Regions from separate parts of the Mus musculus genome. Here regions 1, 2, 3 and 5 are each linked to region 4. Evidence: chromatin loops called from intact Hi-C (ENCODE). Cell type or tissue: gastrocnemius. All regions are shown on one strand. Region 1 overlaps Rtca (RNA 3'-terminal phosphate cyclase). Region 2 overlaps Gm40128 (a long non-coding RNA gene). Region 3 holds the start of Sass6 (SAS-6 centriolar assembly protein). Region 4 holds the start of Cdc14a (CDC14 cell division cycle 14A). Region 5 overlaps Cdc14a (CDC14 cell division cycle 14A).

What was found. Hi-C counts contacts between places; a loop is a spot of excess contacts. Peaks named below come from ENCODE experiments on the same cell type or tissue, not always from the same donor. Only the 100,000 strongest peaks of a DNase experiment are listed, where the experiment ranks them.
Region 1: a loop joins it to region 4, with 3 times the contacts of the local background. A loop is called at or near these places in 19 of 42 quality-filtered maps.
Region 2: a loop joins it to region 4, with 3 times the contacts of the local background. A loop is called at or near these places in 2 of 42 quality-filtered maps.
Region 3: a loop joins it to region 4, with 2.2 times the contacts of the local background. A loop is called at or near these places in 6 of 42 quality-filtered maps.
Region 5: a loop joins it to region 4, with 5 times the contacts of the local background. A loop is called at or near these places in 15 of 42 quality-filtered maps.

Annotation. Positions count from the first base shown.
Region 1 is chr3:116,485,016-116,490,015 of GRCm38, forward strand. It overlaps Rtca (RNA 3'-terminal phosphate cyclase), which reads right to left. Exons shown (of 11, transcript NM_025517.3): 11 at 3,948-4,323. The coding sequence ends at 4,222. Among named protein-coding and RNA genes, the nearest start is that of Rtca, 21 kb to the right of the region's middle. In gastrocnemius, no CTCF peak of the experiment used is centred here; no DNase peak of the experiment used is centred here.
Region 2 is chr3:116,833,393-116,838,392 of GRCm38, forward strand. It overlaps Gm40128 (a long non-coding RNA gene), which reads right to left. Exons shown (of 3, transcript XR_867574.1): 2 at 3,318-3,619; 3 at 1,965-2,892. Among named protein-coding and RNA genes, the nearest start is that of Gm40128, 5.6 kb to the right of the region's middle. In gastrocnemius, a CTCF peak has its summit at 2,822 (motif pointing left); a DNase peak (open chromatin) is centred at 2,820; H3K4me3 peaks cover 568 bases; H3K27ac peaks cover 2,281 bases.
Region 3 is chr3:116,591,810-116,596,809 of GRCm38, forward strand. Trmt13 (tRNA methyltransferase 13) reads right to left here. Exons shown (of 12, transcript NM_030016.3): 2 at 2,830-3,784; 3 at 655-701; 4 at 384-450. The coding sequence starts at 2,976. Sass6 (SAS-6 centriolar assembly protein) reads left to right here and starts at 3,149. Exons shown (of 17, transcript NM_028349.3): 1 at 3,149-3,369. The coding sequence starts at 3,305. In gastrocnemius, a CTCF peak has its summit at 2,659 (motif pointing right); DNase peaks (open chromatin) are centred at 2,820 and 3,133; H3K4me3 peaks cover 2,173 bases; H3K27ac peaks cover 1,729 bases.
Region 4 is chr3:116,422,164-116,427,163 of GRCm38, forward strand. Cdc14a (CDC14 cell division cycle 14A) reads right to left here and starts at 1,869. Exons shown (of 16, transcript NM_001080818.2): 1 at 1,274-1,869; 2 at 404-494. The coding sequence starts at 1,322. It overlaps Gm40125 (a long non-coding RNA gene), which reads left to right and starts at 2,088. Exons shown (of 3, transcript XR_867571.3): 1 at 2,088-2,520. In gastrocnemius, CTCF peaks have their summits at 684 (motif pointing right) and 2,999; DNase peaks (open chromatin) are centred at 732, 1,113, 1,438, 1,916 and 1 more place; H3K4me3 peaks cover 3,285 bases; H3K27ac peaks cover 3,393 bases.
Region 5 is chr3:116,339,090-116,344,089 of GRCm38, forward strand. The region is part of intron 7 of Cdc14a (CDC14 cell division cycle 14A); the gene reads right to left. Among named protein-coding and RNA genes, the nearest start is that of Cdc14a, 82 kb to the right of the region's middle. In gastrocnemius, a CTCF peak has its summit at 2,108 (motif pointing right); a DNase peak (open chromatin) is centred at 2,094; H3K4me3 peaks cover 644 bases; H3K27ac peaks cover 1,630 bases.

The DNA.
Region 1 (5,000 bases), 63 kb after region 4:
TTTTCTAAAGAGCTTAAGCAACTGGGGCTGGGGACATGGCTCCCTGGGCAAAGCGCTTGCCCTGGAAACAGCAGGAGCCACACTCAGATCTCAGGACCAATGTAAAAAGCTGTGTGTGATGATCTGGAGAGATGGCTCAGAGGTTAAGAGCACAGCCTGTTCTTCCAGAGGATCTGAGTTAGGTGCTTGTAACTCTAGTTCCTGAGGAAGTCATCTGAAGTCAACCTCCAGTCTCCACCAGTGCGCTGGCACACACACACACACACACACACACACACACACACACACACAAGCACACACACAAGCACACACACGCACGCACATGCACACATACACACACACATACACACACACAAGCGCACGCACGCACATGCACACATACACACACACATACACACACACAAGCACACACACGCACATGCACACATACACACACACATGCACGCACACGCACGCACGCACATGCACACATACACACACACACGCACACATACACACACATGCTCACATGCACTCACTTGCACATTCACACAAATAATAAACATAAGTAATCTAATAGGCTTTCCCAAATATTATTTGGGAAATGGCTTTATTTAAAAATGCAAGGTTGCAGTGAACACTTAATGAAGACTTATGTAAATACTGAAGCTCATTATATGGAGACACAAATGTGTATCTTTGAGTAGGTTTTCAAAGAATAATAAATCGCATTTTTATTTATCTAGTGCCCTGGCAATTTTCTTACACTCTAGGGGAATGCAAGATAAAATAATAGCAATATTAGAATGAAAAAAAAAAAAAGAAATCAGAAACCTGTGAATTCTTCATTTGTAAAGAGGAAGAAGAGCAGGCTGTGAGAAGAGAAGCTAAGAACCCACTGACCCTTTCTGCTTTCAGGCCCATCAATTTGAGGAAGAAATATGTAAGCAGAAAAAATTGGAAACCAATTCTCTAAATTAAACTCCTGATGTAGGCAAACAGAAAGCAAAGGCTTGGTGAAAAGTGAGGTTATGAGTTTAAAGAATATTAGTTTCAGTTTGTGGGTGTGAGATAAACAAAGCAATCCATTGATGAGTTGTATCAGAGCTCCTAAAAATATTCTTTTAATTGGACATTTTCTTTATTTACATTTTAAATGTTATCCCCTTTCCTGGTTTCCCCTGCAAAAATTCCCTTCCCCTACCCTCTACCCCCTCCCCCTGCTCACCAACCCACCCACTCCCACCTCCTGGCCCTGGCATTCCCCTACACTGGGTCATAGAACCTTCAGAGGACCAAAGGCCTCTCCTCCCACTCATGTCCAACTAAGTTATCCTCTGCTACTTATGGAGCTGGAGCCATGGGTCCCACCATGTGTACTCTTTGGTTGGTGGTTTAGTCCCTGGGAGCTCTGGGGGTACTGGTTAGTTCACATTATTGTTCCTCCTAGGGGGCTGCAAACCCCTTCAACTTCTTGGGTACTTTCTTTGGCTCCTTCAGTGGTGACCCTGTGCTCCATCCAATGGATGGCTGTGAGCATCCACTTCTGTATTTATCAGGCACTAGCAGAGCCTCTCAGGAGACAGCTATATCAGGTTCCTGTTAGCAAGCACTTGTTGGCATCCACAATAGTGTCTTGGGTTTGGTGCTTGTATATGGGATGGATCCCCAAGTGGGGAAGTCTCTGGATGGTCATTCCTTCAGACTCTGCTCCAAACTTTGTCTCTGTAACTGCTTCCATGGGTGTTTTGTTACCCCTTCTAAGAAGGAAGTAAGTATCCAAGACTTGACTTCAAGAAGTCTTCCTTCCTCTTAAGTTTCATGTCGTTTGTGAATTGTTATTTTTGGTATTCTGAATTTCTGGGCTAATATCCACTTATCGGTGAGTGCATACCATTTGTGTTCTTTTGTGATTGGGTTACCTCACTTAGGATTATATCCTCCAGCTCCATCCATTTGCCTAAGAATTTCATAAACTCATTGTTTTTGTTTGTTTGTTTGGTTGGTTTTTGGAGACAGTTTCTCTGTATAGCCCTGGTTGTCCTGGAACTCACTCTGTAGACCAGGCTGGCCCTGAACTCAGAAATTTGCCTGCCTCTGCCTCCCAAGTATTGGGATTAAAGGCGTGCACCACCACACCCGGCTCTTTTTTTTTTTTTTTTTTTTAAATAACCCTATTTAAAAATGAGATACAGAGGTAAACAAAGAATTCTCAACTGAGGAATACCGAATGGCTGAGAAACACCTAAAGAAATGTTCAACATCCTTAGTCATCAGGGAAATGCAAATCAAAACAACCCTGAGATTCCACCTCACACCAGTCAGAATGGCTAAGATCAAAAATTCAGGTGACAGCAGATGCTGGCGAGGATGTGGAGAGAGAGGAACACTCCTCCATTGCTGATGGGATTGCAAGCTGGTAAAACCACTCTGGAAATCAGTCTGGAGGTTCCTCAGAAAATTGGACATGGTACTACCGGAGGATCCAGCTATACTACTCCTGGGCATATACCCTAAAGAATATTCTTAAAGAGCCAGGCTGTTAGTAGATACCTGTAAAACCAACACTTGGGAAGTAGAGGCAGGTTCAAGTCTAGCCTCGGACAAACAGGAAGTGCCTGGCCAGTCTGGATTACATGAATCTGTCTCAAAAACCAAACCAAACCAACCCTAAAGTAATCACGCTAAGGATCGGTATCGAGTGTCAAGTCCACCGAACTGTTGGTATTGGTTGGTCTTTTATGAGCATGTGGAAATAAAAATTAGGATTAAAATAGAAGCTGAATTGTTTTAGATAATGCAAATTAAGTCCCTTGTGGGAGTAACACAGCTTCTTTGTGGTTGTCGTACCTTCTTTGAAAAACTGAGACTCCACAGTGGCATCTGTGCCACGCCCAACCATACTCTCACCACACATAGTGGAGCTCTGTCTCACCCGCAGACGCCCAGTCTCCACCCAGCTTCCCTCAACACTGCTGATACATCCTCACACCAGCATGAAGGAGACCCCAAGCCACCATAATTCTCAAAGCTTTACTCTGAAATACTCTGTTTTTTCTTAATAAGCCTATGCTCACTCCCTGTCAACTGGCTGCTTGCTTCCCTTCTTGACCTACAGTTGAGGTGATTTAATTCTGTGTATTCCAGCAGAAAGCTCTTAGGTTAAAAGTGTGCTTAGGCTGAGCCACAGCACAACTAGATTTTTCCAGTAAATAACACAATCTGGAAATTCGCAATGTGATCAAATATCCTGCAATGTTCATCTCCATCTACATGAACTACAGCACAGATATACACGGCACACTGTAACATCGGACCAGGTTCACCCGAGCCATAACCTCAGCTGCTTACAGGATCAGGGAACAACGTAAACCTAGATGTAGCTAGCTATGAAGCAGCAGAGCGTAATGGAGGCGCGTTTCTGTACTAAAGGCCTCGACTACTCTGGAATGCTGTAGTCCAAAGACAGCCATGTGTGGGATGAATGTGGCAAAACCGGCCAGGGTTACTATAAGATCCTTAATGGAAGAACGTCCCTTATGCATGCCTGAATGGCTAGTCCCACTGCTCTTGAGCACTAGAAAGTCCTAACTAATTATAGTGAGTGTCAACTGAATGCAAGCATCATAATACTACAACTAATGATCAGATAACCAGCCAGCTACTAAGTGTATAATGGACGAGTAAGCAGCATAGATATTATTGATACTGGACAAAGACGATTCATGTCACAGGCAGGACAGGATAAGTGTGAGATCTCATCATGCTACTCAGGAAGGAGCTGCATTAAAAACTGATGAGTTATTTATGTCCAGTTTTCTAGACAATGTTCCTGGACCACAGCTGACTCTAGGTAGCTCAAACTACAGAAAGTGGAACCTGCAGGTAAGGATACTAATACACACACATTACAGATCAAATCTATGTCCCTGGCTTAGTTTATTACATTAAAAAAGCAGCAGCTCATATTTAGGGTATGAACAACAATTTATTTATAACGTTAGGGTATGATGTTAATATTGAAGTTGACTATTACACATATTCATTACGTTTGATCGTTCACTGTCTATATCTGGGGAGATATCCCACGAGCTTAACATGATGGAGCATTCTCAGCAACTGACAGTGCCAACCTCCATCTCCAAAGACTCAAGTCCTGTGGTAGCTGACGTCTCACTCACTGTGTTGCAGCATGCATGGGCTAAGTCAGTGCAACAAGGAGGTAGAGCGTACGTGAACACCCTAGAGGTGTGGATTTGCCATCCCAATTCCTTCACACTCGATGACGTAAGTGTCCTTAGTGGCATCTTCTTCCTCTTCTGATTTCTTCACGGTAAATTTGGCCTGAAAATGGAACAGTAGTAAGTGAATACACATGAGAGGACAGAGGGCGATCCTAGGATGGAAGTTAAGGAGACAGAGTTAATATCAAACCCATCTGAAAAAGGTATACACATAAAAATCAAGAGATACGTGAAGAAATGCAACCCTTCTTTCATGCTGGGATCACTGTTGTGGAGTTTGTCAGGACAGAGAATCAGGCTCCACTCCACGCCCACTGACTGGGGACAGGGGACATGTGGGAGCAGGGGACATGTGGGACAGGGGACATGTGCAGCCAAGTCAGATGTAGATTCTGAAGCATTGCCTGTTGCTGGCGAAAAGGCATCATTTCTCTTCCCTTTTGTTTTTCTAAAACATGTATCTGAACCATTTACCTGTCAGGTATGACATTATTTGCTCTCATTAAATTTTTCCTGCCAATTTAATTCTCTAAATACATAATTCAGGAAGCATGCTCAGAAAGGGTAGGTAGGGCGGAGGAGTGGCGGTGACTAATGCCCTTCAGCACCGAGCCTAACACTGTAGTTCTCACTTATTAGCTAAAGTAGCTCTGAAATATGTGATCTTTGTCGATGCTCTGGAAGTGCCATTTTAAAGGCAAAGGCTGATCCTTTCAACAAAATAATTTAAGTCAAAACAACTACATAGGTTTAAGATTCTGAGAAAGGGATTTCAAG
Region 2 (5,000 bases), 410 kb after region 4:
CCATCTATCTATCTATCTATCTATCTATCTATCTATCTATCTATCTATCTACCTACCTACCCACCTACCTACCTGTCTATCTATGTGTTTATCTATACCTCCCCTGCTCTGTGTGTGTCTCTCTCTGTGTTTCTCATCTGTGTTTACAGTCTATTTGTGGGTTAAGTCCTGTCTTAAGTCTTCCTCGGCAGCAGGCGTACCAGCAGTAGTTGCACCTGAGTATGCACTGTCTCACTTCCCTGGAGTCATGTTTGCTGAAAAGGGGTCTGTTGAAGCTGGACCCTACTCCAGCCCCATTGCTTTTGTCTCATTTCTCCCCCTAGACATGTCCCAGACTGAGAATCTATCAAACCTCTCCAGCAGGGCTGTGGTCCTGCATCCTGCCTTGACACTGGGGTGTGGGAATGCTGCTTGGGGCTGCGAAACTAGAGGGAAACACTAGACTGCTTTTACCCTACGCCAGTCAGCCCCAGTGAGAAATAACAGAGAATTAGGCTGACGCTGGGGTTCCCTGACTCCTGGACATCCAGTCACCACTAGAAACCATAGAGTCAGGAACAAAGGGGGCCAGTGGGCTGAGGATGAGCCTGGTGGCGTTGGGGGGAGGGGAACTCTAGCTTAGTTTAGCGATGATGAGTCCAGGAACCCTGAGGGGCCTTCTGAGGGAGACTTAGGCAGCATGGCTCTGTAGACAAAGGCTTTCTCCATGTTCCCCATGGTAGTTCTTGGTGAAAGTGGCGGTTCATGCTTATCCATACCATTTTCTGACCGTTCATTGTGGAAAATGGGTCCATTATCACTTCCCCAGGGTAGACCAGAAATTAAATACCGTTTGCAGAAAGGAATGTCCAGGAAGGGAAGCTTATTGGCTAAACCCTCAGGGCCTCTAAATACCTCACTAGCAAGGGGAGATCTTTGTTTTGGGCTACATGACCACTGGTCATGTCCCTTTGTGGGTCACATGTTCTGGGCCAGGAATCTTGGTAGGGAGCAGAGACATGCCTACCATCCTCAGATGGGTCCCTGGGACCTGGGGTCTGTGAACCCAGTCAACCTTACCCAGTTTCCTGGCACGGACCACTGCGCCACAGGACTCATCTGGTTGGTCTCTCGGGCAAACTCAGTAAAATGAAAAGAGAGAACGAGCAGGCATCATACCTGCTTGCCGTTGTTTTGGGGACGCCCAAAAGAGTTCAGGGTTTTGTCAAAACCAAGTCACTGGAGAGTTTAATTTTCCTTGGGGGGAGGGCAGAATTCTCTTGTGTGTTTGTTGCTACAGTCAAAGGTGAGCTTACTCTAGGAGAGCTAACAGAAGACACTGCTCAGACTGTAAGCGGGAGAGTTTTATAAGGGAAGAGGTCATGTTACTGACACGACTGACCCAGAAACCCACAGAACTACAAACACACATTATCAAGCTTTCTCCATGTTGTTTGCAACATTTATGGTGGATATTTTTGTTTTGGTTTGGTTTTGTTTTTCGAGACGGGGTTTCTCTGTATAGCCCTGGCTGTCCTGGAACTCACTTTGTAGACCAGGCTGGCCTCGAACTCAGAAATCTGCCTGCCTCTGCCTCCCGAGTGCTGGAGTTTAAAGGCGTGTGCTACCACGCCCGGCTGATATTTTTTAATGTTGCTTTCAACTTGTTTGCTATTTTCAGCAAGCGATTACCACAACACACACATACATCATGCATATATACATACATGCATATATACACACATACAGGCATGCATGCATACATATATAATTTTGCGTCAGGGGCATGGAAGTCTGTAATTTAAGATTAAAGCTATGTAGGGCTGGAGAGACATCTCAATGGTTAAGAATACTTGTTCTTGCAGAGGACCTGGGTTTATTTCCTAGTACCCATGTGGCAGGTAACAGCCATCTGTAACTTCAGTTTCATGAGGTCTGACGCTCTCTGTGGGTCGACGGGGCACCTAGTGCACACACAATCATGCAAGCAAGATATTCTTGATCACAACATAAAATAAATAAGCATTTATAAATGGGTTAAAGCTATCACTTAACTTAGGCTGTAAAAGCTGATTCCATGTACAATCCAAGATATAGTGAGGTTGGGTATATTGTTCTCTCAAAGGCAGGTTAAACGTAAATAGGCTGAATGCATAGTAGGACAGCAGGTTAAGTATGCAGTCTTGAATGCTCTCTAGGCACCTTATTAACATGGTGGCAAGATCTGGGAAATTAGTTTATTTTTAATGCAAGAGGTGTTTTCATAAAAAATGTGTCACTACAATTTCCTTTGTCTCTGTTCATAGCACTATAACAAAATGCCAGCTATTATGTACTTTACAGTTGCGAAGCCTTACAGTTGTAAACCACGATCGAGGATACTGAAGGTTTGATGTCTAAGGAGGCTTCATTTCCTGCTGCCTAGATGATGCCTTTCTGAATCTTCACAGGGTAGAAGCCAGCGAGTTTCTGAAGCTTCTTCACTGAGGGCACGAATTCTGGACCAACTCTGAACAAGACGGGCTTTACCCGACACCGACTGCGATACAGTTGTGACTTAGACATGTGGGCTCTTGGACTGTGGAAGTCTCCTTAAGTCCCTGTTTCAGGGGGGCCCTCATTGCTGCTCCCCAGTCACTGTTGCTCTGCGGGTTATGCAGGATACAGCCCTTTGTCTTTATTGGGGACATATCAGGGACGGAGCTTTACGGGGATGGAGGAATAAAAAACAAGCAAGCACCTCCCTTGCCATTCAAGGACCAGACAGGGGGAGCCGTGAGCTGCCATAAAAGGAAATGAACTTGTTCTTCCTCGGAGTCAGGCATTCGGAACACAATGTCCTGGTGTCTGCTGCCCCCGTGTGGACATTTACATGTGTTGACTTCAGTCTTGGGTTTTCCTTATTAGGTGGTTCTATGCCCAAAGAAAGAATAGGTCAGATACAAAGAATTTTTTTTTTTTTGGAGGGGGGGGGGTGTTCGAGACAGGGTTTCTCTGTGTGGCCCTGGCTGTCCTGGAACTCACTCTGTAGACCAGGCTGGCCACGAACTCAGAAATCCGCCTGCCTCTGCCTCCCAAGTGTTGGGATTAAAGGCGTGCGCCACCATGCCCGGCTAGATACAAAGAATTTAAGGCGTCCTTCTGCCTCAGCTTGTCCCCAAATCCCTCTAGGTTCCCTGTGCTCTAAGGGTCACACGTATCCACTGCCTTTTTCTCCTTGGTGGTATGCTATCCTGAAGCAGGACTAAGTCCACACTGGATCTCCCCTGCCTTTAAGAGCTTTTGAAGAATCAGCTTGGGGAATGGAAACCTCCAGAGAATCGCCCTTTTCTCCTTACCTTGAATGTAGATGGCACGCACGACTAGTTTGCCATTGGCATAGCGGACAGGATGGCTTGTTATGTCTATGATTTCGTCCTGTGGTGTACGTATAATGTCCCGGCTGTCTCAGTCGCTTTCTGGGCTCGCATATGTGACTACGTAGCCACACTATGAAGTGCTGTGAAAAGGAGCTGAGTGTGGTGATGGATGTCAGCCTTCAAGAAATGGAGCCATTGGTGCAGGAGGACAAGCGCAGTCGTATTTCTCTAACAATCACATGAACCCAGAGGCAGATCACTCTCCAGTTGAGATCCGAGCCCTGGAAAATACCCGGATTGCAGGTGAAAACCAGAGGGCTGCATGAATCTGTGCCTAGATTCTGTTAGGGAAGAAACGTGTGCTGTTTTTTTTTTTTTTAACCAGCGGGTGTCTGCGAACCTTTGCTATCGACAGAGAAACAGAACTCTGCTCTTTGGTTTTTACTTATGACTTCCCTGTCCGCGGGACCGCATCACACATCCTAGTCTGTGTTCTAGTTTGCTGTCTGGTGCTGTGATAAATACCAGGATCAAAAGCAGCTAGGGGAAGAAAGGGTTTGCTTGACTCGAATGTCTCTATCACAGTCCACTGTAAAGAGAAGTCAGGGCAAGAGGAGAAGCAGGAACTGAAGCAGAAACCAGGGAGGAGCACTGACAGCGTAGTACACTCAGCTTGATTGCCTGCCTCCCTCCTTTCCTTCCTTCCTTCTTTTTTGTTTGTTTGTTTGTTTGTTTGTTTGTTTGTTTGAGACAGGTTTCTCTGTTTTACCCTGGCTGTCCTGGAACTCACTCTGTAGGCCAGGCCAGCCTAGACCTCAGAGATCTGCCTGCCTTTACCTCCGCAGTGCTGGGATTAAAGGCATGGGCTACCATGCCTGGTTCTCAGCTTGCTTTCTTATACACCCCAGGACCACTGCCCATGGTGATCTGATTCCTCCAACATCCATTATTAATCAATAAAATTCCCTGCAGACATGTGCACAGGACAGTCTGATGGAGGCAATTGGAGTTGAGGTTCCCTCTTCCCAGATAACCCTACCTGTGTTCAGTTGACCAAAATTTAACCAGCACAGTTAAGTTTTTGAAAATCAATACAATCAACAAATAACCTTTGGTTTAGAACTGCTCTTCCCTCCCACCAAGAGTCTGGCACGGACCTTGCTCTTTTGGCTCCTTGAAGGTGAGTCCTCTGTCAGGGGCTATCCCAGCTCCTTACCAGAGTCCTGAGGGGGCTTGCATATGTAATTTACCTACTCAAGGTAAAGCTGGTTTAATGACAAACTTTGTTCTTTCACAGTATGAGCTATTAGACTTTCCATGGCTTCAATCTTAAGTTGCAACAGGCTCCTTAATCCTTTCACAGTTACAAGAAACTTATGATTCCTGGGGAAATAGACAATTCACAGAGCAGAAAAATATAAAACCAAAATGTCTTAGCTAAGGTTTCCATTGATGTGAAGAGACACTGTGACCAAGGCAACTTTCATGAAGGTTGTTACTGGGACTGGGTTACAGGTTCAGAGGTTCAGTCCATTATCTTCCTAGCAGGAAGCACTGCAGCATCCAGGCAGGCATGGTGCTAGAGAAAGAGCTGAGAGTTCTCCATCTTGATCTGAAGGCTCTCAGGAGAAGACTATCTTCAGGCAGCTAGAAGGAGAGCCT
Region 3 (5,000 bases), 170 kb after region 4:
AAGCATTTGGAAAGCAAAGCATAAGAAACATTTGAGCTGTGCTGAAGAGCAGCCTAAGTAATGCAGCACAGCACCCTATCTCAAAAGCAAGCAAAAAGAAAACATGAAATAATTATTCTGGGCTGGTCAAGGTGGCACCCACCAGTAGTCTTAGTACTAGAGAAGCTAAGGGAAGACGGCCTCAAGTTTGGGGTTAGCCTGGGCTACACAGTGTAACCTGCCTCCTATCTAACCAAGCCAACAGATAAAACACAAGTACAGAAAAGAGGAGGGAAGAAAAGTACAGCTATCAAGTGAGTACAGTACATTTGCCAAATTCAATCTGCATCTTATAATACTAAGTATTTATATACAGATATCACACATACATTTCAAATACTTACAGGCTTAGGCTTCTCTCTTGAATTACATTTTTTCAAATGTTTTGCTAGTTGGTCTTCATACACTGTGCTAAATTTAAAGAGAAAATTTAAGAGTTAGAAAAATCGTAAATGAACCTTGTGAAACTTAACCGTTTCTAGTACATCACACAAACAAATATATACAAACACACACACATACACACACACACACACACACACACACACACACAAAGACTAATGCACTCACGCACCCCAAATGACAAAAACCCACTTATTTGACCTTATACTTAACTGTTTTGGATCTAAAGGACACAAGATTCTTTTCCGAGTATTTTCTTCCTAATAAATTAAAACGGATACATTTATTTAAATGTCAAGTTTATTACATTCAGATGTTAGATACACCCACAGTGTGTTTCTATTCCTAAAATAAGGTAAGAAAACTTAAAGGATACAATGAAAAATAAGCAAGATTAGGTCATGCCGCATAATAAGAGTCTTCATTGTAGCTCGCTTCTGTATGAATGAATAAGTACTGTTTTGGCTTGCTAATGTAATTTTGCATCAGAGATAACACCTCCTAAAAATGGGTACAGTAATTGTATGCACCATTAAGAAAAGATGTTAACCATGTACTTTGGATTAACTAACAACAATATTCATCATGTACAAAATGATCTTTTGAAATAAATATATACTGGGTATAAGTGGCTAAATTGAGCTGACTAAAATACTCATTACTTGCATCCTTGCTCTTTTTGAAAAGTGTTGCCCATTTAAATTGATTTTAAAATGCGTATTTGTCTAAAGGTGTTCAAATATGGGGAAATGATGGGCGTGGTGGAGCATGCTTTGAATATCAGCTCTCCAGAGGAAGGGCAGACAGAGCCAAAGGCCAGCCAGGGTGACCCTCAGACCCTCTCTCAGAATAGAGTACAGGAGAAAATACGCCAGGAACAACAAGGCATGGCTTTAACAATTTAGAATGGGTCATATTCACTAGCTTTGCAACTTTTCTAAATGCTAGTTACAGTCTTTTATGTTTTATGCATTTAATTATAGGCACTGGGAGAAAAGCAAGGGAAACAATGTTGGCAGGTCTGCCCCACAGATCCTATCAACCTGGATGCAACAGGATGGCCCAATTATTAAATCCAGAGGCCAGTGGTTAGGTGTGATTCTCAGCTCTTTCTATTAGCTGCTAACTCTATAATCCTGACTGCTTCATGTAAATAATAGTATAGACTTTCTATATTAAGTATAGACTTACTATATTATTAAGTAGAATAATAGTATGACTTGCTTCCTAAGGTTTGTGAAAATTGAATTTTTAAAAGCAAAATAACGTTTAGTACTAGCCCTACAGCCAAAGCTGACCAAGTATTTACTCTTAATTTTTCTCAATTGTTTATTTCAATTTATTTCAGAATGTTCATGAAGATACGCACACTGAATTTTAGAGAAAGTTAAGGAATTTTCAGTATTAAAAAAAACAACATTATTTCATGTATAGACTTTTAAATTAAATTCCAGTGTGATTCTTTGATGGAGACCAGCTAGTTGGGAGGCTAAGGCAGGAGAATTCCTGGGATCAGATGTTCAAGACCAATATGAGCAATTCAGCAAGATCCCCATCTCAAAAACAGAAAGTTGTCTTTCAAGGGAAATAGTACTCTAACTTTCAAAGCGTAATCACAGAACACACACACACACACACACACACACACACACACATTTTTAAAATCTATTGTTTGAGTTTAGAAACAGTGTATAGCAGGTTAGTAAAATGTTTTCTTTTTTGGTGTAGAGGGTAATGAGGCTTCCTGTGACTTTAGACTTAACTCTCCAGGAAAACACCTTATGAACTTGTAATTATTATTCTGGGACGGAGAAGGAAAAATAAACGTAAAATAACAAACTTCAAAGTTGAAAGCAAAGTTTTTTGTTTTGTTTTGTTTTGTTTTTTTCTTTTTTTTGTCTCTCAACAGACATTAATGTCATAAGACATTTTGGTTGTAAGTGCAAAAGTATTAGTGGCTCCTAATGTATAAAGAACAGGCAAATTACTAATCTACAAGTCTAAACAAACAAACAAAAATTGTTTCTAAGTTTCTTCCCCATGCATTCACAAGTGGTTATCGTTCAAAAACAATAACTATAATTAATTAGAACCCAGTTAATAAAACCTAGTGATCTTTTTCAAGCACTCCTTTATAAAAATAATCACTTCCCCTGAGGATGGGGGACTAGCGGAAGGAAGGATGAGTGTAAGGGTCTCTGAGACAGCAGAGGGAGCTTTTAGTACAAGAAAGCAATGCTCCTCGGGGGCTCCTCGCGGCTCCGAGCGGTGGGCAGAACTGCATTTACTTAAATCCATGGGACGGAAGCAGGAACCTGTCAAAGGGGCGAGACTGGGGTCCAGCACCCACAGACCCGCGACTCCCAGGAAGGGAGGGCGATAGCTGACCTCGGCGGAGCCAGCGTGTTCGCCACAGAACCTTTTCCCCGCGGCCGCCACCATCCTGCAGAAGCGCTTCTTCTTTTCTACGAAGTAGTTGCATCTGCCGTCGATGGGAAATCCGATCGAGGGCGAAGTCGCCGCCGGAGCCTCCATAACGCTGGGTCCTTTTGAAAGCCTGGCTCAGCCCAAAGTTGTCAGTCCCCTTTGGTCCCACTTCCCTTAACAAACGTGGCCGCCTGAGGGGGGTGGGTCCACGGAAATGACGCATCAGCCCGGCTCGGTCGGTGCCCGAACCGGAAAAAGGTGACGGTGGCTGACGAGGTCCAAAGCTCCTTCGTTCCCTCTGTTTATCGTTTCCCTCCTCCTCCGCGGGAGCTGAGCGCCAAACTCAAACTCATCGGGACCGGCTCTTCTTTGCAGCCGGGACCGAAGGCCGGGCCTACTGGGCTTCTTCACCCTCCCGTCGGGGCAGCGGTCCGACATGAGTCAAGTTCTGTTCCAGCAGCTTGTTCCCTTGCTAGTGAAATGCAAAGACTGCGAGGAGAGGTGAGCTCCCGGAGCCGGCGGGTGGCGGTTGGGGTCGCGCCAATGGGGAAGATGGCGGCTGGGTTCCGTGGGGATCGGTCGGTCCGCGGGTGTCGGACTGTCACACCGGGAATCGGGAAGGGACCCTGCGGACTTAATGGATACCTTTGTTTGTGGCCGGGCCGGCCGTTGCGGAGGGGACGCGAGGAAAGGGAATGAGGAAATGGCAAGCCGACTCCTTCACGTCCGTGTTCTGGCCCTCAGCGGGACAGAGCCCAGCCTGTCCTTTCTGGGTGGCAACTCTGATTCTCCCTGTCATTTCCACAAAAGCTTCACGGTGACTTCAGGGAGCTGTCCGCACTAGGATTCAGGTCGCCCGGCCCTTCACTCATGCTCTCCTTTGAAGAACACTGGGGGTGAAGCTTTAGAACTCCATCTAAAAACAAAACAAAACGTTCAGTGACATATTTCGGTTCATCCGCACGTCAGTTTCAATCATTTAACCAACTCCCAAAACTGGAAAAATCAGGAATTCTGTACATTCAAAACATAAGTCAACCCGTAAAGCCCTTCGTCGGACCCCTGGGGATACCTTGATCTTCACAGAGTTTACACTAGGGTATCTTATCGCACAGATGAATGCAAACTTGCCACACTAACCACAGGCGATCTGATTTTTCCCTCTTTTACTAATAACTTTTTAGTTGTTAGTTTCTGTGAACATTACATTTTCTCATTTGCTAAATTGATTTAATATGTCTAGCTGTTCATTTGATTGCAATGAAGACCAGGTGTGAAAATGTTTGTAGAAACTAAACGGTGAAAAAAATGTTGAATTAAAAAACAACAAAAACAAAAAGAAGACACTGATGTATTGAGTCGCTGGACTGTTAAACTGTGGTATGCGATTTAAAATTAGGTCCAGAATCAACCAGCAAAGCAGTCAGAAAAATGGACTTAAAACATCAGCCGTATATAGGAATCTGTAGGTTATTTAATTGTCTTATTGTTTGTTTGATTTTGACAGTTGAAGTGGTGCCCTCACTTAGCATGCTCTACCACTGATGTGTAACCCCCACCCCACCCCAGCCTCTCATTGGTGATTATTTTGTGATGTTTAATATATAGACATGTAGTTATTGAATTCGGGCTAATCCAAACTGATGTCTGTAAGTATAAAATTCATAGATTTTGAAGACCTGCTAGTAACAGAAATGTAAAAAGTCTCAATTTTATGTTGATTATCTGTTGCGGCTTTATTTAGGGTATATTGGGGTCAAATGTATTCAAATTAATTTTTACTTTGAGAGTTATTTTTTTTAAGTAACTTCTAAACAGTTTAAAGTGACACACATGACTCAAGTTTGTGGTGTCCATTTTGTTTCTGTTGGGCAATATGGGCCATTACTTGTGATTCCATGCCTGACACTCTGAACTCTTCTTCGACACATTAAATTGTAATCACAGTTAATCGTGTTAAAACACAACTTCAACTTTAAAAATTACTCAGCCGGGCATGGTGGTGCACGCCTTTGATCCCAGCACTCGGGAGGCAGAGGCAGGCGGATTTCTGATTTCGAGGCCAGCCTGGTCTACAGAGTGAGTTCCAGGACAGCCAGGGCTGTACAGAGAAACCCTGTCTTGGGAAAAAA
Region 4 (5,000 bases):
CAGAAGCCTTGTGCACTGTGAAGCTTCGGCACCTGTAGTATACACACACACACACACTGACTGCCCTCTACCCTGTGGGTGCTCCCACAAATACCTAGTGACTGATTCACAGGCCAATTACAGGTCTGGTGATGACACCAGGTATGACGGCCTGGTGCTACTCTGGGGAGTGTGAGGAACCCAGACGTGCTGTGGGAGGAGGAAGAATTAATATCGTGAAGTTCTAAAAGGACTGCAGTGTTAACAGGACCAAACTACGTACAGTGTGCATCCCTCCCCAAGCTATAGAAAGCTAGTAATACCTTCGGAACTCTTTGGGAAAAGTGAAGGAACCCGATTATCAAAGAACCAACAAACTAACTAGTTCAGGGGGTGCTAAAAAAAAAAGTAGGGGGGGACTTACTTTTCATAGACCAGCTCCTCGTCGATGGAGAAATAGTGGATATTTATTGTGCTTTTTGGTCTATTCCTTAAAGTAGCAAAATATAATCGATCTGAAAGACAAGTTTAAAAGACAGAACATGAGAAGCAGGGACGCGAGACTGAGAGTGCAGATCATGCACAAAGGATTAATAACTGCTACACATCGTTTAAAGACCTTTAACACGTGGGATTCTTGGAGAAACAGGATCTTCCAGAAAGCTACAGAGCCCCAAAAGCACATCTTGCTAAGAGGCTAGAAGACCCAGCAGGGGGCAGAGCATCTTCTGAGTTCCCTCACCCCCTGGTTGCGTGCGGGCGGGTGCAGACAGGAGCTGTGGGTACCCGCAAAACTGGAGACACAAGTTTGGTTCGGAAACCTTCAGACCTCAGCTGCGGTGGAATGGGAAAAGAGGCGAGCTTCTGCCGCTGCAGCTTAGCAGACTTCAAGAGGAAGGAAGGAAAGATAGGGGGGTGTGGTTGGGGGTAGGGGGTGTCCCAAAAACACGGGCCAGCCACCGAGGAAGTAGAGAGTTAGCGGATGGAGGATTAAAACCAGCAGGCTCCCCACCAAGATAGGTTTGCAGGAGGATCCCAAGCAGAGAAGCCTGCACTGTCCGGGTACGAGGAAGCTGCAGAGGGAGTGAGAACGCGAAAAAAGAAGCCGGAAGCAGGGGGTCCTCCGGGAGTTGAGTAGCGAGAAGGGGCCCGAGCGCCGAGCCGCAGTACTGAGGGACACAGGGCCCGAAAAGAAACCCAGCATAGAGGCTTGGGACAAAGGGGTGAGCCGTGAGGAGTTGGGGGGGGGGAGTGGCGTGGAAGGGCCGGAGGATGCCGGGTGGCTGCTCCTCACCTTTCATGAACTCGCAAGCCCCGATTAGTTCCCCAGACTCCGCTGCCATCTTAAGCGAGATCCGCACGGGGGAGGGCTGGGTCGTGGCCAGCTGAGGTCACCCGCCCCCGGGGGCTTCCCCACTGCCCAAGAGCTGGGAGCTCGCGGTCCCAATCACCGAGCCTGCCTGAGGGAGGAGGCAGTCGCCCAAGGCGGAGGCAGCTGCAGGGTCAGCGCGTGGGGCGCCCCGGGGACATTCCGTGGGGAACCGAACCCGCTGGGCGCGGGACGCACACGCCCCGGGCTGTAACCGCTGTGATCCGGACTCTGCGGCGGCGGCGGCTGCTGCTGCTTCTCGAGCTGCAGCTCCTCCTTCTCGCGCTGCACCGTCTCCACCAAACCTGGACGGCGCACACCAGCTCCCAAGGCCGGGCAAAGTCTTTCCCCGGCTCCCAAAGTGATCATGGAGGACAAGACGTTTGGCCCGGATCGCGCCCGTGGCCACTCGTGCGGCAGCGGGCAGGACTCCGGAGGTGTCCGCGGGGCTAGTAGCAGCTGCTCAGACTCCTCCTTCGCCACCTCCTTTCAGCAGCAACTCTTCCTCCCTCTCCTCCTCCTCCTCCTCTTAGGTCCGCCCCCAGACCTGCCTCCCCGCCCTCCCTCGTCCCCCTCCACTTTCACCACTCCGCGGCCATCCCTTAAAGGGACAGCTCGGCTCCTTTCTCTGAGCCGGCCTCGGGCCCCAGTTACCAGGCGCCCCGCGGGTCACTAGGAGCCAGTTGCTAAGGCTTTGTTGCCTTTCACCAATTGCTACACAGGAAACTTGGCCCTCTGCCTGGGTGGGGTGGGGGTGGGGTGGATGTCAGGCGGAGCCACAAACTTATGAATGAAAAAGGATGGGTAGAGAGGAGTGAATGCCTCCCAGGAAGCTGCGACTGCCTGGCGGGCTGAGATGCTGTCTCCACGTCTGCACCGGCTAGCTCTTCTTCCACACCAGATTTTTTTTTGTCTCTCAAGCTCTTTCCTGCTTCACTCAGTTTCTTCTAAACTCGCGCGCGCGCACACACACACACACACACACAGAGACACACACGCACGCGCGCGCAGACACACACATTGAAAAACCTCAGACCTTCTCCATGTCGGGTCGTACCGCTAGCTATCTTTCCACCAACCCCTATTCTCACCACTATCGGATCTGTGTCTTTATAACCAATTTTCAAAAGAAGCGATACCTCCTAGCTCCTGAGTACACGGACTGATGCCCTGTAAGTACTAGAGTCTGCTCTCACCTAGGCTTTGTTCTCAAGGGGGAAAAAAATTCCCGTCCAGTTCTCCAAGTCCTTTCATTTTGGCCACAGGTGTGAGCGCAAAATTACACCAGAAGTGTAAGGCTCTAGTCTCGGACTGTAGGCTATCCTAGGCGAAGGGAGAAGAGGGAAAAGGATCTCTTGTCCACAAGAGAAATGAACAGAAGATTTCTGTAGTCTTGGCTGGAGCGTTGCAAAGGAGTACAAAGGCTCCTCTCCAGGAGGCCCCGGACTTGTTCGGCAACGTTTTGATCCAGTTTGGAGAACTTTAATGCTGGGAGCCCTAGGGACGGAACTAGTGGCCAGCCCTTCCCTTACGAAAATGGCGCTACTGAACCACTATCACCAGAGCATGCGCTCTGAGTGGTTTCTCCTTGAAACGGGGATTTGTGCAAGCCTTTGAAAGCTCGCAGTTGCGTGTTGACCTCTAGGGAGAGAGGGGGCGCTCGAGCAAAGTGCCGGCTGAAGCAACTTGGAACACTGACTCCAGGGAGGCAATTCTTAGGCCATTCTTCTGCTCTGCCGGCTTTCCATAAAGCTAAACAAGCACAAAACTAAGTGGATACTACTTTGATATACTGGAAAGTTATTCAGAGCATCTCGGTAATTCTAGCCAAACACATCCTTGGTAAGGGAGTTAAAAAGACACCCTCTCCTTACATTCAAAAGTTAACCCCGAAAAAGAAACAGACTTTACAACTGTAAAAGTCCTGAAAGTTGTAATGAGCCTTGAACCCTTTTGAAGTGTATTACATATTCTAAGAGTCCTGAAAGCAAAGACCTCCCAAAAAGAAAAAGGGAGAAGGAGGAGGGGGAGTACACTTTAAAATAGCCAGGGGTTGGTGGCATATATCTTTAATTACAGCACCTGGGAGGCAGAGGCAGGTGAATCTATGAGTTCAAGGCCAGCCTGGTCTACATAGTGAGTTCCAGGGCAGACAGGGCTATGAAGAGAAACCCTGTCTTGAAAACTAAAAAATAAAAAAAAGAAGGAAAAAGAACAAAGACCCTCTCAAAACTTGAATGTTACCTTTATTCTCCCAAATCCTGGTTTTAATACGTTGAACAATTTCAATTTTGTTGGAATAAACGTAATTGAGATTTTTTTTAATGAAATATGTAGAAAAGCATAGCATGTCAGTCTCAGTAGGCTTCGCCCCTTTGTCTATAAAGCTAACAGTAAAGCCCACTCAACCCATTTCTAAAGCTGCCGCTTTACAAGTCTTATAGTTTTTCATCTGACTATCAACTGCAGTAAAAAGTTGGAGCCAGAGGTGGTGGCTTGCGCTGATTTAGAGTGGCCATAGTCATTTGCTCCTCCCACAGTGTAGGGGCTACAACACAGGCTCTCAGGTTTGGTGGCCTGCATCTTTACCCACTGAGCCATCTCACGGGCTAATGCGGCTGTTTTTGGGTTTTTTGAGGTAGGTCTGGTATAACCCCAGGCTGGCCTGGAACTCCATACGTAAAGAAGGATGACAATAAACTCCTGATCCTCCTTCCAGGAACCCAGGCCTGTGTCACTCTGCCTGGCCATCACATGACTGTACGTTCATAAGTAGTCTCAGGAGAGAGATCCATAAAACACTTTCAGGGGGGCAGATTTCATTGAATAGCTCCTGTAACAACAGGGGTCTATTCTATTCCCAAAAAGGGTTCTACATTGCCTTTCATAGAATTCTCCTTAGAGGTTTTAGACATGAGGAATGAAGTGTGACCTAACAAAACTCTTTAAAAGAGATGAAAATGGGGGCTGGGGAGATGACACAGCAGTTAAGGCGGCTTCCTGATCTTCCAGACGACCCAAATTAAGCTCCACTTCAAGCACCCGTGTTGAGAGGCTCACAATTGCCATTAACTACAGCCCCAGAGCATCCAACACTCTACTGGACAAAATAGCACCCATACCCATGTGGTACATTCTCATGTAGACACACATAAGACTAAAGTAAAAATAAGTAAAAATGGCCCTGAGTTTGTGGCCCATGCCTATGGTCCCAGCATGAGAGTGCTTCATGAGTTGGAGGTCCAACTGGATTAGTGTGAGATAAGATGCTGTCTCAAGCCAAAATTTAAAGGAAAATTATTTTTCCTTACCATATTTACTATATATTTTTGATAATAATTCTTTCTTCTGTAGTTTTTGGTTTTTGAGACAGGGTTTCCCTGTCGCCCTGGCTGGTCTTGAACTCTCTCTGTTGACCAGGCTGGCCTGGAACTCACAGAGGATCTGCCTGCCTCTGCCTACTGAGTACAGGGATTAAAGATGTGTGCCACTTCCATACAGAGGATAAAATTCTTTAATACTGTGCTGTGAGTAATATTAGTAAACTAGGACCTCTCTAAGTCATGCTATTAAAAACTCTGCAAGAAAAATATACAGCATTGTACACATGGCACATACACACCAAGATCCGAACGACATCATAAAACACATT
Region 5 (5,000 bases), 83 kb before region 4:
TTTCCTGATATAATGAAGGACGTGGTCAGGTGAGACAGTCTCAAGTCACACCATAAACCAAGTTGGCATTACATACGAATCCTGATCTTAAACCCACCAACCAGTGATCTGTGCTGCACAAAAAACTGATTTTTTTCTCCCTAAGTTATAAATTCTTGCAGCAGGGATGAGCCGATAATGAAAGTATTCTTAAAAACAAATATTCTAAAAAAGTATTCTAACCCATCGTGGATATGTTCCCAGAGAGTTACTACAAAATCAGAACGTGTTTTTAATTAAAAGTCTCAGCCTAGGGAGTTAGCTGTGAAATCAAGTCTCCTAACAATATCAGAAACTCCACCAGAAAGGTCTCACTAACGTGACTGCCCAAGCATGAGCTGAACAAGTATAATGTCAATGAGCACAGCGAACTGGACGGATTCACCAGGAGGCTTCAAGTCTACACAGAGAACTAGAGGCAACCGACAGAATCTTGGAATGGGAGAAGTGTTCTTCTCCAGGGGAGGCTCTTCTTCACACCAATGCAAAATGGTCAGTATGGGAACATACGTACAGGTAGCATGATATGGACTGTGCAGACTATATTTAGAAATGTGTGTGTGTGTATACACACACATATACATACATATATATATATATATATATATACACACAGATATATATATACACAGATGCATCCAATAATGATCAATGACTAAAGAGACCATGAATTGGAAGGAGAATGAGGAGGGATATATGGAAGGGAGGGAAAGCAAATGAGAAATGTTGTAATTAAATTATAATCTCAAAATTTAAAAAAAAAAAAAAAAAACAGTTTTGGTCAATTTCCACTGAAAATAGACCACTCGGCATTTGATGCTCATCTGCTCACCCGTGAGATATTTCACGTCTTACACACCGATTAACTCCTTGTGCTGAGTAGACTCTGCTAGTGGCTTACTTTATTCATGCAAGGGCAGGCAAGACAGTTTCTGCGCACAAGCACAGAGAGGACACGGAAGACACAGATGTGTCTAATGCAACACAGCGTGAGCCACATGGGGCTGAGAATGACTCAGGGAACCACACAAACAGCCCAAGCCTCTATCCCAACCCTCTCCCCCACCTCCACACCAAGTGCTAGGATTACAGACAGCTCGCCACCATGACAGCTTTTTTTGCACAGGCTGAAGGAATCTACAATCTGGTCTTCATGCTTGCTTTGGCAAACATTTTTCTGATTGAGCCATCTCCCTGGTCCCAGCGTTATATTATTATTATTTTTTTTTTTTTTAAAGCAAAGTTTCCCAGTCAGAGCGATCGGAATGGAGCTGCCTGGGCAGGAACTGAGGCGAGCAGAGGCCCCAGCTGCCGATGGATGGGTGTGAACTGTGTTTACTAGGTGTTGAGCAAATACGATCCTGTTCTCTGAGTACCAAGGTAAAAAACAAGAAGCCCTGTGCGGTGCCCCTGCACCTGCGAAAGCAGCAGCTCCTCTCCTCTGAGGTCAGGTAGATGTAGCTGGGTGTGGCTCTCACCTGCCAAGGTCAAAGATGTGTCCCAGATAGCCAGCATTTGAGAAAACAAAATCAAGTCAACAATAGATTGACAATCTGAAAAAAATACCCTCCTGCTGACAGCGCTATTTCTCAGACAGCATTCGCTCAAAAGTGGTTAGACTTATTACTTATTGGGAGCTGGGGGGGGGGGGGGTGACAGACATCATGTAGCTAAAAGGAAGCCTTCTAAGTAGTTGCTACATTCTAAAGTTGATCTTTGAACTCTACTGAATCCCCAGGAGGCTACTTAAGGAAGCTTTTTGAAATTGAAAAACTAAGCGAGGTAATAAATGTGACCCACAGAGATGAGCGCTCCTCCCGACCCCCAAAAGATCACCCCTCAAGCTCCTTTCTCTGCATTTCGTCTCCATCAATCCCAGCCACAAGCAAGAACAAGGTACTGCTAGTGGGTGACCCTGCTCTGCATTTTCCTGTGAGGTCACCAGCTCATGGACCAGTCATCAAAATAAAGCAATAACGCGCTTCGCGGAAAGCAGAGGGAGCTATAAATTGAGGACCTAGCGTCACCAAGGTCGTCAAAGCAGGATGTCTTGCAGTCACTTCACCACTAGAGGGCGTGCTGCCCATATATACACAGGCACATACCATCACGGTGTAAATTGAACACTAGGGCTCTTGTTTTCACATATCTCCCTAGGATAAAAGGTCGATATTATTTTCCTGAACTGATCCCTGGCTAGATTCCAAAAGGAGTGGTTGTAGTATTGGTTCTCGGGTTCTTTGGGAATACCTTACAAGCCCTGTCGGAAAGTACAGACGTTTCGACACTGATTGCTACGGGGCGCTTTCAGATCGTGTGACTTTGGTTAGTTGTTAGGGTGGGTGAGCGGATTGGTTGGTTGGTTGGATCTGGATATGCCTAGTATTACTGGTAGAATCCTGACTGAGCAATGTGTGTCTAAGCAACAGGACAGACGGGTTGACTTGGGAACTGGAGAAACCATATTCTAGAAGGTGTTTTGGTTTTGTTTTGTTTTGTTTTGTTTTTGGGTTTTTGGGTTTTTTTTGTTTTTGTTTTTGTTTTTCAAGACCTGTGTCTGATGCTATTTCTCAGTCCTAAAGTCAATAATCCATGTGCTGGTCACATGGAAATATCCAAATTCCGGAGGCATCCTTCTCTAAACCTCCTAAATTGGACAATCTTGAAAGTACTCCCACATGAGCAGTCAGAGCGGATAGAGCACTGACTTAGGCTTCATGCCATTCTGGGGGACCATGACCGTACATGGCAAGCCTGTTATTTTGTGGAATCATTACCCTGGCCACCCATGGCTCCTGTGTCTTACAGGATGAACAGACCAGACTCAGGTATGCTGGAGTGTAAACGCCACACTGGACTTTGAAGGCATGATTTTTTTTTTAAATGTAAACTAAACTACTCCATTAATAATCCCTGTCTTAACTATATGTTGAAATATGTGGGATATAATGAATTAATTGAAATACATCTTTTAAAATACCTTCACCATTTCTTTCTATCATTTCTGAATGTCCCTAGTGGAATATTTAAAATATCCATATGACTAATTATACATGGCATTCTTTTTTTGTTGTTTTTTTGGTTTTGGTTTTTTTGTTTTTTGTTTTTTTGAGACAGGGTTTCTCTGTATAGCCCTGGCTGTCCTGGAACTCACTTTGTAGACCAGTCTGGCCTCAAACTCAGAAATCTGCCTGCCTCTGCCTCCCATGTGCTGGGATTAAAGGCGTGGGCCACCACCGCCTGGCTTATACATGGCATTCTTTAGATTCCTGAATGGGAGGTGAAAGCAGACAAAACCTTTAAGAAATCGTTAGACTAGAAGCAAGTGGTTACACCCTGCTGACCCATCCTCTGTAGCATTATAAGTAGCATTCTGGTCACATAACCTCCTTTAAGGGACTGACTCAGCAGTTAGAGTACCCGCCATGCAAGTACAAGAACCAGCATCAGATTCCCAGAAAGCCACATAATCTGGTGAGTGTGGCAGCCTGCTTGTAAATCTAGCTTCCAAAGGAATTCCGAGAACAGGCTGGCTAATAAGCCCGGCCATATTGATAAACTCTGAATATGACTGAGACCCACTCTTCCTTAATGAATAGGTAGACGGATGATAGACAATTTATTAACCTTAGGCCTCCACACGCACATGTGTGTACATCCACGCCATACATACAGACACATGTGTGCCCCACACATACAAAACAATGAATGCAGGCACATTGCACACAAACAAAAAAGTGTGGGAGAAACTAATATCACAGATATTAAGCTTGTGTGGTTGGTCGGTTGGATGATTGGTTGGTCAGTTGGTTAGTTGGTTGGTTGGTTGGTTTTTATTTGAGACAGGGTCTCTGTAGCTCAAGCTAGCCTTGAATTCATGGCAATCCTCCTGCCTCGGCTTTCCAAGTACCTAGCATTCTTAAGCCATGCTATATAGTAAGTGTAGTTTAGCAAAGAAGTGTCTATGAGTAAGATCAATAAAACAAATGACAGCTCATGCTGACGAGGATGTAGAATCAGGGCATCCTCACCCACTGATGGTGGATGCAACTGCGTCCTGCCACAGTGCCGTGGTTCCTCAGGAAGATGAGAACTGATATACCTCAAAATCCAGCTGTACCACTCCTGAGAATATACCCAGAGAACTCCCCACCCTACCACAGGGGAACTTACTCAGCTGTGGTCATTGCTGCTCTGTTCATAACAGCTGGAAACTGGAAACCACCCAGGTGTCCCTCGACAGACAGATAAAGAAAAGGTGGTCCATCTTCACAATAGAGTATTACTCAGCCATTAAAAAATGAAATCATAAAATTCACAGGCAAATGGACTGAACTAGGAAAAAAAAAATCATCCTGAGTGAGGTGACCCAGACTCAGGAAGGCAAATATGGCATGTCTTTGTTTATATGTGAATATTAGCTCTTAAGTCAGTGATGACCAAGCTACAATCCATAGACCACGCAGGTTAGATTTAGAGGAAGGGAACGGTGGCAGATAGATCTCCCTAGGAAAGGGAAATACAAGAGATAGTTATGCACAGATGGGAGATGGGGGGCTGAAGCAGAGGACCAAGTGGGAGGGGAAGGAAAGAGGGAGGGGGGACATGGGGAGATACAGCTAAAAATAAGGGCCATTCGGTGGGTGGTATGGAAACCCAATACAGGAAAAGCTTCCTAAAATCCATACATATTTGAGGGCAATCTGGATGCGATCACTAAATGATGGGGAGACAGAGCCCCAACTGCACATTTCTTGTCACCAAATGAAACTTCCAAACCAGGATTGGGTTACATCTGGTTGAGTTGTTGGCCAAAACGCCCAAACAACCCACACTGTGGCCAAGACTGTAAGTCGTTCTCCACAAACTGATGCCCAAGCCCCATTGCTAGAGACAACAGCTACACAAGTCACTGAGCACGGAAAAGTACAGCTGGCACCTGCCTAGACCTCCCACCCCTA